Linked DNA regions of Homo sapiens: all the other regions are linked to region 4. Evidence: chromatin loops called from intact Hi-C (ENCODE). Cell type or tissue: CD4-positive, alpha-beta T cell. All regions are shown on one strand. Region 1 overlaps LOC105373053 (a long non-coding RNA gene). Region 2 has its middle 17 kb from the start of PRR5. Region 3 overlaps SCUBE1 (signal peptide, CUB domain and EGF like domain containing 1). Region 4 holds the start of LINC00229 (long intergenic non-protein coding RNA 229).

Region 1 (2,500 bases), 1.2 Mb before region 4:
GGTCTGCAGGTTACAGTGAGGGCCCGAAACTCAGAAAGCGAGGGGGCCTGCCCAGCAGTCTGGCCCGCGGAGCCCTCCCAGCTGCCCATGGATTGCATCACTGTCCCAAGGGGAGACAGGGCTGTCCTGCCGGCTGCCTCTTTGAGTCACCGTGTGGCCAGGGAGTCCTGCTGGCCTCCACAGTCACCGCCAAACCATTTTGGCCTTGGTCTTTCAAAGCCAGGTCATTTTGGGAAAACTGAGGACATCCAGCACCATGGAGGGGCGTGTGTGTCTCTGCACTGGCTGATGAAGGGAGGTGGGTGGGGAGAGTTAGAGTGCTTCGATCAACCTTGACCTTTAGACCAGCCGGTCTGACCTCTCATTATATAGACAGGCAGGGAAACTGAGGCCAGGGAGGAGATGGCAATTTGTAGGGGGCCCAGGCATGCTATGTTTTACTGCAGGCCCCTCTTCTGTTATGAAGGATGGTGGGCTAGTTTGCTGAAAAGGGAGGTGAGCAGAGGCAGAGGAAGGTGGTCTCTCGGGGACAGTGTCTGAGGACTCCGTTCTGTCTGCTTGTCGTTTTAGACAAGAGAGTCTGCAGCTCTTGCAGGGGGCCTGGTGTAACCCCTATAACCCCTAGCAGTGGTTGCAACCTGCTGAAACCAGCCTTTGGGGAAAGAGCTGCTCCCTGGACCCTTGTGAGGGAGGGGGTTGGAGGCTATTTCTGCAAACTGGCAGTGGGTCTATTGGGGACCCTGCACCTTCCCAGCCTCCTGGGGCCTGGACGACCCGGGTCCCTATCTGAGCCCCACCTTCTCTTGCTGTGTGATATTAGGGGAGTCACTGCACCTCTCTGAGCCTCCTCTGTAATATAGCAATGAATCCTACCTTGCAGAACTGGTGAGGAGATCATCTTAAACCGTGCTCCGTTCTCTCCTTCTCCACTAAGCGTGATTGTGCTTGCAATTAAATGGTTCTTTGTGTAATAAGTTGTTTAATCTCAGCCGCCGGTCCTCAGAGCCTGCAGGGACCATGAACATCTTGTTGGTCACCATGTCACTGGGCTGCCCCGCTGCACATTTGGGGAGTGAATGGAGATTTTTAGTCTGACACACCTCCAACATGTAAAAACGTCATGTCTGGGAAAAACACCTGAAACAGCTGTTGGGAGAAACTTGTGGGGAGGAGGATGTCGCGCCCCCGGCGGGAGCCCGGGACACATTGCCCAGGGCTGCAGACCGCTGTGCCCGTCTCAGTCTGGAAGGACCAAGGAGATGAGTGGGCACCAGCGTGCACTTCTCGCTTGCGTCCAGCAGGTGGCGCCCGCCGGCCAGTGGGGCCTGCAAGGAGGGCGGCTAGGCGGGAGGGCTCTGGGTGTTGTCAAGGTCGCCCCATCCCAGTGCATTCGTGTTTGGGGGTGTGTCTGCTCACAGCTCCCTGAAAGGAGCAGCGCACTTTTGTTCTTCCCTCTAGAGCCAGCTCCAGGTCGACAGCTTCAAGGGGGGCCCAGGTGGAAGTGACAGCCCCTGGTTGGAGCCCGGCCCCGGGTCTGGCTGGGGCAGGTGCTGGAACGTGGGAGCCAGAATGTTGGCATGAGGCAGGGGAGGCCAGGAAGCCAGGGATCCAGGGTGGGGGAAGGAGGGAGGAGCCATGGGTCACATGTTTCATTTGTTAAAACTGAATAAATGTATAAAAGTATAAAAGAATGCTTTTGAGGGGTAATTGGGTGCACCTGATAGGAAGGAAGGTGGAAAGAAATCTAAGCCGTACAAAAAGCATTCGGTAAAAACTAGGTCTCTTTGCTCCCTCCCTCCCCACCTCCCCACCCCAGAGGCCCCCAGAGGCCCCTTGGCTTCTGAAACATTCTTCCAGAGAATCTACCCAGGGGTGTGTGTGTGTGTCTGTGTGTGTGTAGGGGTGCTGCAAAGAGCCTGTTTGCTATAATTGTGTGGGAAGAAATAGTTTCATCTTGAAAACCCCTTAGCCAGAAAGATTCGGGTCCTTCTAGAGAAAAACCTTCTAGGGAGTTTTTAGGGTGGGAGACACTGAGTGGGTTCTTTAGGGTCCGGGTCCCAGTGCTAGCGCCCTTCACCAGGGGACAGTGCTTTGTAGTTTGCAAAGTCCCCTTTTGTGTTTTACACTTGAAATGGACTTTGGTCCTCCCAGCAGCTCAGGCTGGGGGTGTTAGTTTTCCCCATTGCACAGATGGAGACCAGGGCCAGAGAGATTAAGGGACAGCTACGTGCCACACAGCTGGTGACAGAGGCTAGAGTGTGGATCAGGGCATCCTGACCCCTCCGCCTGCCATGGTGATTTTCCAGATGGTTAGGGGAAGGCAGGAGGAGTTGTAGGGTTGGAGGAGGGAATCTGGCCTGTGTTCCCAGGGAGCCGGCAGGCACCAATCAGCTGACCCTGCTTAATTTAAGCCCTTCAAACTTATGGGTTCCTAAAGCCACTTGGAGTCAGCCTTCAAAATGCTCTCCTGTTCTCCCTCCTCCTCCTTCTCCCTCCTCCC
Region 2 (2,500 bases), 59 kb after region 4:
GAAACCAGGACTTCCAGAATTGATTGAGGGTCCAGGAGGGCCCGGGCCAGAGGGGTGGGCTGAGGAGGGGCCTGGGGCTTTTCAGTTAAACAAGCCACCTGTGGCCACCCCAGCCCCCACCCCAGTGCCCACAGAGCCTGAGCTGTGAGCCCAGTGAGGCCAGGAGCTGGAAGCCAGTCTGATCCAGCCTCGAGAGTGGTAGAAAATGTGCTGGTGATGGCCAGGCGCGGTGGCTTATACCTGTAATCCCGGCACTTTGGGAGGCCGAGGTAGGTGGATCACCTGAGGTCAGGAGTTCAAGACCAGCCTGGCCAACATGGTGAAACCCTGTCTCTACCAAAAAAAATACAAAAATTAGCTGGGCGTGGTGGCGGCAGCTGAGTAGTTCCAGCTACTCAGGAGGCTGAAGCAGGAAAATCACTTGAACCTGGGAGGTGGAGGTTGCAGTGAGCCGAGATCGCGCCATTGTACTCCAGCCTGGGCAACAGAGCGAGACTCAAAAGAAAATGTCCTGGGGATGATGGGGAAGGGGCAAAGAGCACTGGGGACCAGGGTCAGGATGCCTGAGGGTCACCTCCTACCCGCGGTCCAACTGCCTGTGCTGCCTGGTGTTGCCCAGCTTGCACCCGCCCCCAGCTCTCTGCCCAGGGCACTGTTGTGAGGTTAGGGGCAGACAGCGGGTGTGGGTGCAGAGCACAGGGCCGGGCTGATGTCAGCGTCCACAGTAGGGGAGCAGCCCCTTCCTGTCGCTCTGGTCTGTGCTCCACTTGGCCGTGCTGGGTGAGGTCATCCTTCCAGGCCCTGGTGAAATGTCATCTCTGGAGGCTCAGGCGTCCTCCCTCCTGGGGATTCTGGAGCCTCCCTTTACTGCCCTCTTGTGGCTCTCAGGGGAAGGGAAGTGGCAGCCCGGGACTCAGGGCCCGGCACGAAGTAGGCGCTCCTGGTGGCCGCTGGGGTTACTGACCGTGGGAAGCGTGTAGCTCCAGAGTCACAGCTGGGCTCTGATTTCAGCCCTTCCACTCACTCACCCTACAACCCGGGCAAGTCAGCTTTCCCTCGGAGCCTCTGGTTCCTCTTCTGAAAAATGTGGGTGGAAATTCTGGCCTGTAGGTCTGCCCCAGGTCGGAGGGTAGATGGGTACGCAGTGCCAGCACCCAGTAGGGCCTCCGTGAGTGAGCATGTGTCCTTTACCCCATGCACTGGGACAGTCCTGCTCTGCTGGTGACCCTACATATCCCACTCCTGTGCAAGGCCTCAGTCTCACCATCTGTAAAATGGACAGTGGAGACTAGAATGGACAGAGCAAGACCCCATCTCAAAACAAACAAACAAAAAACGATTTCTCCTCTGTCTGGAATAGAGCCATGTGTATTTAATCAGAAAAATGTTTTCCCTCCTCCACCCCAAATCTGTGGATGCTCCATAGAGAAGGGCCATGCTTATCCCTCAGTTTCTCCTTAAGGTGGGAGCCTTGCGCTTTCAGAGAAGCCAGTGAAAGCCACACCCCTCTCGCCAGTGAAAGCCACACCCCTCTCCCCAGTGAAAGCCACACCCTCTCCCCAGTGAAAGCCACACCCCTCTCCCCAGTGAAAGCCACAAGCTCTCCCCAGTGAAAGGCACACTCACAGCCACCGTGACTCTGCCAGGCGTGGGCTGTGGTGCCTGACACCCTCTCAGACATGCCCAGGCACATGCTGGAGTTGCTCAGAACTTCTACACAGAATCCCAAGCACCAAGGGTGGGGCTGGAATCAAAGCCGAGATACGTGATGCCCCTTCCGCCTAACTTTGTCCCCTTCTAACCCAGATAGTGCCCAGAAAGATGGTTCCACTTGCAGGCCCTGTGCCCAGGGCCCTGGCTTCCGTGGTACCATCCTTTCTCCCTGGGGGAGCACCGTGATGATGCCACACATCAGAAGTTCCCCTATTGGGGCCCGGCATGGTGGCTCACGTCTGTAATCCCAGCACTCTGGGAGGCCAAGGCAGGCAAATCCCCTGAGGTCAGGAGTGAGAGCAGGCTGGCCAACATGGTGAAACCCCGTTTCTACTAAAAGTACAAACATTAGCCAGGTGTGGTAACACACACCTGTAATCTCAGCTACTTGGAGGCTGAGGCACAAGAATCCTTGAACCCAGGAGAGAGAGGTTGCAGTGAGCTGAGATCGCACCACTGCACTCCAGCCTGGGCGACAGAGTGAGACTGTCTCAAAACAAAAAGAAAAGAAAAAGAAGTTCCCCTATTGGGCACCTGGCTTTCACAACATCTTGTTCTATTCTTGTGTTTTTGTTGTTGTTGTTGTTGTTGATTTTTTTGAGACAGGGACTCGCTCTGTCGCCCAGGCTGGGGTGCAGTGGCATTAACTCGGCTCACTGCAACGTGTGCCTCCCGGGATCAAAAGCTTCTCCTGCCTCAGCCTCCCGAGTAGCTGGGATTACAGGTATGTGCCACCACGCCTGGCTAATTTTTTTTATTTGTTTGTTTTGTTTTGAGATGGAGTCTC
Region 3 (2,500 bases), 1.4 Mb before region 4:
GAGCCCCAAGGCCTCAGAAAGATGAGCCTGGAAGGGGGTGGAAAAGATACAGGTGGGGGTGGGGCGGGTGAGGACAGGGCCTCACAAGCGATCTCACCTCCTCCTCGACAGCCGCCTGCCTCTTTCAGGGGGCAGCTGGGATGCAAGGTCAAGGGCTCTCCTCAGCCCTCTGCAGAAGAACTTGGCAAGGCCAACAGAGAAACAAAGTCAAAGTCAGAAGAACCCTGATAGGGCCTGGACAGACACTGTGCTCCTGTCTAGACCTCAGGCCCTGAGGAGAAGACAGGGCCAGGATGCCCGTCCAGGGACGAAGAGGCTGAGCCTGGGGAAGGCAGCGGCTGGCCTGGGGCACACATGATTCTGAGGACGGCAGGCCCTGGCCCTACTCTCGCCAGCCTCCTGCTTTTACATTCCTCAGGGACCTTGTGGGAGAACAGCCCTCGCTCCTCAGGGCCTCACCCTGCCCCGTGCCAGCCCCTGAGCTGCACTGACAGGCAGAAGCACAGCCTGGTACCCAGACAAGGCCACATGCTGCCCGCAACTGCTGGTACCCCGTGGGCAAAAAACCACCAGAGCACAGCTGGATAATCGTCAGGGAAAGACAGCCCCTGCCCTGCTACATGGGGTGCCCCACCCCCTGCACTTTCTCCCAGTGTGGGGCCCACAGGGTACCTGTCTCCTTCCTCATGGCCTCATCCGGCCCCACCAAGTTCCTTGTGGTCCCCTAAACCTCCTCAGGCCGGCAGCGCCATCTCCTGGGTGGGTTTACCTCCCTGGCTCCTCCTGGAAAATCGCTACTCACCCCTCAGGCATTTCACCAACGGACCCTCCCCGTAGCCTTCCCTGACCCCGCTCTGCACTGCCAGCCTCTGGGCTCCTGCTGCATCCTGGATCCCACTAGACTCTTCCTGGGCCGGGATTCTTGGCTTCTGCCCAGACCCCTCCTCATTATCCTTGTTCCCAGCAGGTGAGGATTGTTTGAGAGCGCCTGCCTGCAATGTGCAACGCTTTCCAACAGATGGCAGCATCCCACCTCCGAAGCCAGAGGAGTTCGATGCTGGGAGGCCCGTGGGCCACCTGGGAAGGGAGGGGCTGGGTGAACTGATGAGCTGGGCCACCGGCTCCCTCTGCCACCTGGGACATGTGCTGAAGCCCTCTCGAGCCTCAGTGTCCCATCAATAAAAGGAACAGATTGGACTGGATGTCCCCTAGAGTCGTAAAGGACCCCATTCCCTCGGGCCCAGCCCCATCCGCATTCCCCTCCCCTCCTAGGAGCCCGTGTCAGCCCAGGAGGGGAAGGGGCACGATCCCGCTGGGCCCGAGAGCCACCCGGGGCATGGCAGGGGCTCACCCTGGCAGGTGCGCTCGTCGGTGAGCAGCTTGTAGCCCTTCCGGCAGCCGCACTCGAAGCTGCCCACGGTGTTGCGGCAGAAGTGGTCGCAGCCTCCGTTGTTGACCAGGCACTCGTTGATGTCTGTGGGAGCCAAGGGGGATGGAGGAGTGAGAGCCAGGAGAATCAGCTTGTGTGACCAGCGGGGGGACGGCAGGCTAGCGGCAGGGGATGACACTGCCCTGAGTTGCCTGGTGCCCACTTCCCAAGCTGGCTGCTGGCTCCCCAGCTGTGCAGAGGGGTGGGGGCCCTGTCTCGCAGGGGTCAGGGTCGGGGCTGGGTTGTACTGGGAAGGGCCAGCTCCCCAAGCTTCACCACTTCCCCTGAGACTTGGCAAGCCTGGGATGTGAGACATTGAGTAGAGAGGAACTGATGGCTGCTGTGCCCGGCAAGAAAGCAGGGACAGCGACTCTCCCATGTCCTCTCTTCTGCAGGTTCAGGGAGGCCGCCTGGCCAGCAGGGAGGCTGGAGCAGGCAGGCACCACTTCTGGTGACCTCGGCAAGCTCCCGGACCCCTGAGCCTTGGTCTCCTGCTTGCAGAGCGAGGACAGGAAGTGCACCCATTTTGAAGGATATCACGAGGACTAGGTGAAAAAACACTTCCACGGTGCCGGTGCTTGGTCAGCGCTCAAGAAACTTTTTTCAAAAAGTAGGTGTTTTTGCCTCTGTTTGAGGAGTAGACTGAGGCTTAGAGAGGGAAAGCACCTGGTTCAAGAGGCTTCAAAAGGTAAGTGGGGAGCTGGGCTATGCAGCGGGCCTGACGCTCCCCCCTTTCCCAGCCTGACTCCCCGCCTGTTTGTTTGAGCTGCTTCTTTGCTTAACAGTGAATGAGTTGTAGTATGCTCCGAAGGTTGCCTGGCCCGATCCCGTGTAATAAATGATGCCATCCTGAGCAACTCTGCCAGTCAGCCTCTGCTTGCACACCTCCAGGGACAGGAAACTTTCTCCCTCCCAGCATGGCCTGCTGGCCGATGCCTCACAGATGTCTTCCTCACCCTAAACACAGCCCTGACCCCTGTGAGCCCCCATGCTCCTGCTCCCTTGTCGGGCCCATCTGGGCTTTGCCCTTAGGCCTTGGGCCAGCCTGGCATTCTGTGCCATTAGAGGTCC
Region 4 (2,500 bases):
GGATTTAGGGGGGATCAGAGGGCACACACTCTTCCAAGAGCCAGAAAGAACCCTGGACCCTGCGGGAACCGCACCCTCAGCCCCTCCCGGGCTGCAGTAGGTCTGGGGGCTGGGAGCACCTGGGCGGGGGGACGGCGTCGCCTGCCAGCCACAGGGTCTCCAGACGGCTCAGATGGGGAGCCAGCCCCAGTGTCGCTTGGAAGGAGGCAGTTCTAGGTGGTCCAGGTTCCCAGTGTCATGGAAACAACAGTGGCTGTTTGTTAAAGTGACAGCGTCATTGTTTTCATCATCATCATTACTTGCTGGACGCTGAGCGCCGGGAGCCTCACTCACCCATCCCAGGGGGTCCTCTCCACACCCCATCAGGAGGCGGATGGGCAGGGACACACCGCTGGTGGGTGGGGACTGGCCTGGGACTCTGAGGGCCAACCCCCAGCTCCTATGGCAGTGACAGTGGCTCACGAGCAGAAGGCCAGGGAGATGAAAGGGATGGGGGTTCCCAGGGAGGCCCCTTCCCCTCCCTGAGCCTCAGTTTCCTCCTCTGTAAAATGGGGATGAGGCTGGCCCATCCCAGGGCAGGCAGGGCTGCTGGGAGCTGACCAGGCAGAGGGTAAGACTTTGTGGACAGCATTTCTCCAGACATTTGGGAAGGGGAGTGCAGGGAACTAGCAGGTCCCATGACCAGAGGACCCCGCGCTGGGTTGAGTGCTCTGCCATCCTGTCTTGAGATTCTTAGTCATTGGTGAAGGAGAGCCCCCATTCTGGTTCACCTTGGCTGGGCCAGCTCATTATTTGGCTGGTCCTGGATGTGGGCAGCCCCAGGATGCAGCCCTCCTCCTCAGGCTGCCCCCACACACCCCCGGCCGGGGCAGGCTGGCCGCCTCCCCGCTGGGCCTTCCTCCCGGGAAACTTCCCTGACTGCCATCCCCCCTCACCTGGGGGCCTCCCTCCCACAGCCTGGGCAGGGGTCAGACACAGCAGGAAGGGTTTGCTGATGGGCTACATGGTGATCCTTGGGGAACACTGAGGGGCGCAGGTGTGGCTTCCCCAGCCCAGCCCTAGGAGGGCCCACAGCTGGAATTTTCATCGTCCAGAACCGTCCTGGACGGCGCCCACGAAGGGGGCCAGGTGTGAGGCAACCCCAGGAAGGACGGTGGCTCTCCAGTCTCCGCCTGCAGGCGGCCTGATGGGATCTGTGGGGCACTGCTGCCACCTAGTGGTTGATGAAGAGAAGGCAGCACACACCCACCTGGGAAGAATAATGTTAATTAAGTTAGAGAGTGAGTTAGAGAGTTGTTAGTTAGAGAGAGTTAGAGAGTTAGAGAGTTAGGGTTAGGGTTAGGATTAGGGTTAGGGTTAGGGTTATGGTTAGGGTTACCTTTACGGTTAGGGTGAGACGGGGACATCCAGTCAGGATAAGCATGGGGGACCAATGCAGAAGATACAAGTTTCCTGGATGCTTCAGACAACCCAACTTTCTTCCCTTCCCCACCACTGTTCTCCAGTTAACTACTTATCAGCTTACCCTGTGCACAAGGTAATGAAGACGGTCATACAGCCAGTGAGTTGCAGGGATCGCAGGAACCCCACGACCACCAGGTGGACATTCAAAAGGCAAATCGCATCCCTGAGGACCCCACACTAAAAGCCAAGCTCGAGCCAGCTCTTCCCTCCTCAGGTGAAAGCTGTGAAAGCTTGAGGCTCTGTTGCAGGCTGCAGGGAGGAAGGGGCACCACCCTCTCCCTCCTGCCCTTCCTTCCTTGTGGGTGGTCCTATTCTTCTGTCCTGGTTTTGCAAACGCAGCTTCCAATCCCCTTTCCCACGGGGAGCCCCTCCTGTGTAGAGACAGGAGCCTCCCTGGGCAGAGACCCCAGCTCTGCCTCCGAGATGCCCCCAGGTGACCTTCAGAAGTGAAAATGGACCTCCAGCCCCACCTCTTCAAGGTGCAGCTGGCCAGTGAGTTAGCGAGAGAAGGAAGCCAGGCAGGGGGCAGGGGCACCGTGCTTAAGAGGCGGCCTCGGGGCCAGGTGCAGTGGCTCACACCTGTAATCCCAGCACTTTGAGAGGCCGAGGTGGGCGGATCACCTGAGGTCAGGAGTTTGAAACTAGCCTGACCGACATAGAGAAGCCCCGTCTGTATTAAAAATACAAAATTTTTTTAGTAGAGCTGGGCGTGGTGGCTCATGCCTGTAATCCCAGCTACTCGGGAGGCTGAAGCAGGAGAATGTCTTGAACCCGGGAGGCAGAGGTTGTGGTGAGCCGAGATCTCGCCATTGCACTCCAGCCTGGGCAACAAGAGCAAAACTCCATCTGGAAAAAAAAAAAGAGAGAGAGGCAGCATCGGGCATTTGGACCTAGATTCACAGCTCAGCTCTGCCGCCTTCCCAGCTCTCCCTGCTCCGTCACCTCCCTGGGCCTTGTGCCTTCACCGTAAGACTGGGGCAGTGGTGCCTCTGCCCTGGGACGACCATGTGCATTCAACAGGAAATAGTCGCAGAGC

What was found. Peaks named below come from ENCODE experiments on the same cell type or tissue, not always from the same donor. Only the 100,000 strongest peaks of a DNase experiment are listed, where the experiment ranks them.
Region 1: a loop joins it to region 4, with 11 times the contacts of the local background. A loop is called at or near these places in 41 of 110 quality-filtered maps.
Region 2: it touches region 4 in a loop (2.6-fold over the local background); 4 of 110 quality-filtered maps call a loop at or near these places.
Region 3: it touches region 4 in a loop (7-fold over the local background); 2 of 110 quality-filtered maps call a loop at or near these places.

Annotation. Positions count from the first base shown.
Region 1 is chr22:43,387,214-43,389,713 of GRCh38, forward strand. LOC105373053 (a long non-coding RNA gene) reads right to left here. Exons shown (of 4, transcript XR_938288.3): 3 at 874-1,006. Among named protein-coding and RNA genes, the nearest start is that of LINC01639, 12 kb to the right of the region's middle. RefSeq lists enhancers at 849-1,427, 1,428-2,006. In CD4-positive, alpha-beta T cell, CTCF peaks have their summits at 1,284 (motif pointing right) and 1,399; a DNase peak (open chromatin) is centred at 1,308; H3K27me3 peaks cover 858 bases.
Region 2 is chr22:44,684,043-44,686,542 of GRCh38, forward strand. It overlaps a transcript of PRR5 not described here. Among named protein-coding and RNA genes, the nearest start is that of PRR5, 17 kb to the right of the region's middle. RefSeq lists enhancers at 69-608, 1,585-1,904, 1,785-2,285. In CD4-positive, alpha-beta T cell, CTCF peaks have their summits at 944 and 1,144; DNase peaks (open chromatin) are centred at 889 and 1,559; H3K4me3 peaks cover 475 bases.
Region 3 is chr22:43,230,402-43,232,901 of GRCh38, forward strand. It overlaps SCUBE1 (signal peptide, CUB domain and EGF like domain containing 1), which reads right to left. Exons shown (of 22, transcript NM_173050.5): 8 at 1,352-1,474. Among named protein-coding and RNA genes, the nearest start is that of SCUBE1-AS2, 19 kb to the left of the region's middle. RefSeq lists a silencer at 842-1,136. In CD4-positive, alpha-beta T cell, CTCF peaks have their summits at 1,045 (motif pointing right) and 1,245; a DNase peak (open chromatin) is centred at 1,040.
Region 4 is chr22:44,625,198-44,627,697 of GRCh38, forward strand. LINC00229 (long intergenic non-protein coding RNA 229) reads right to left here and starts at 222. Exons shown (of 5, transcript NR_044991.1): 1 at 120-222. In CD4-positive, alpha-beta T cell, a CTCF peak has its summit at 1,202 (motif pointing left); DNase peaks (open chromatin) are centred at 414 and 1,184.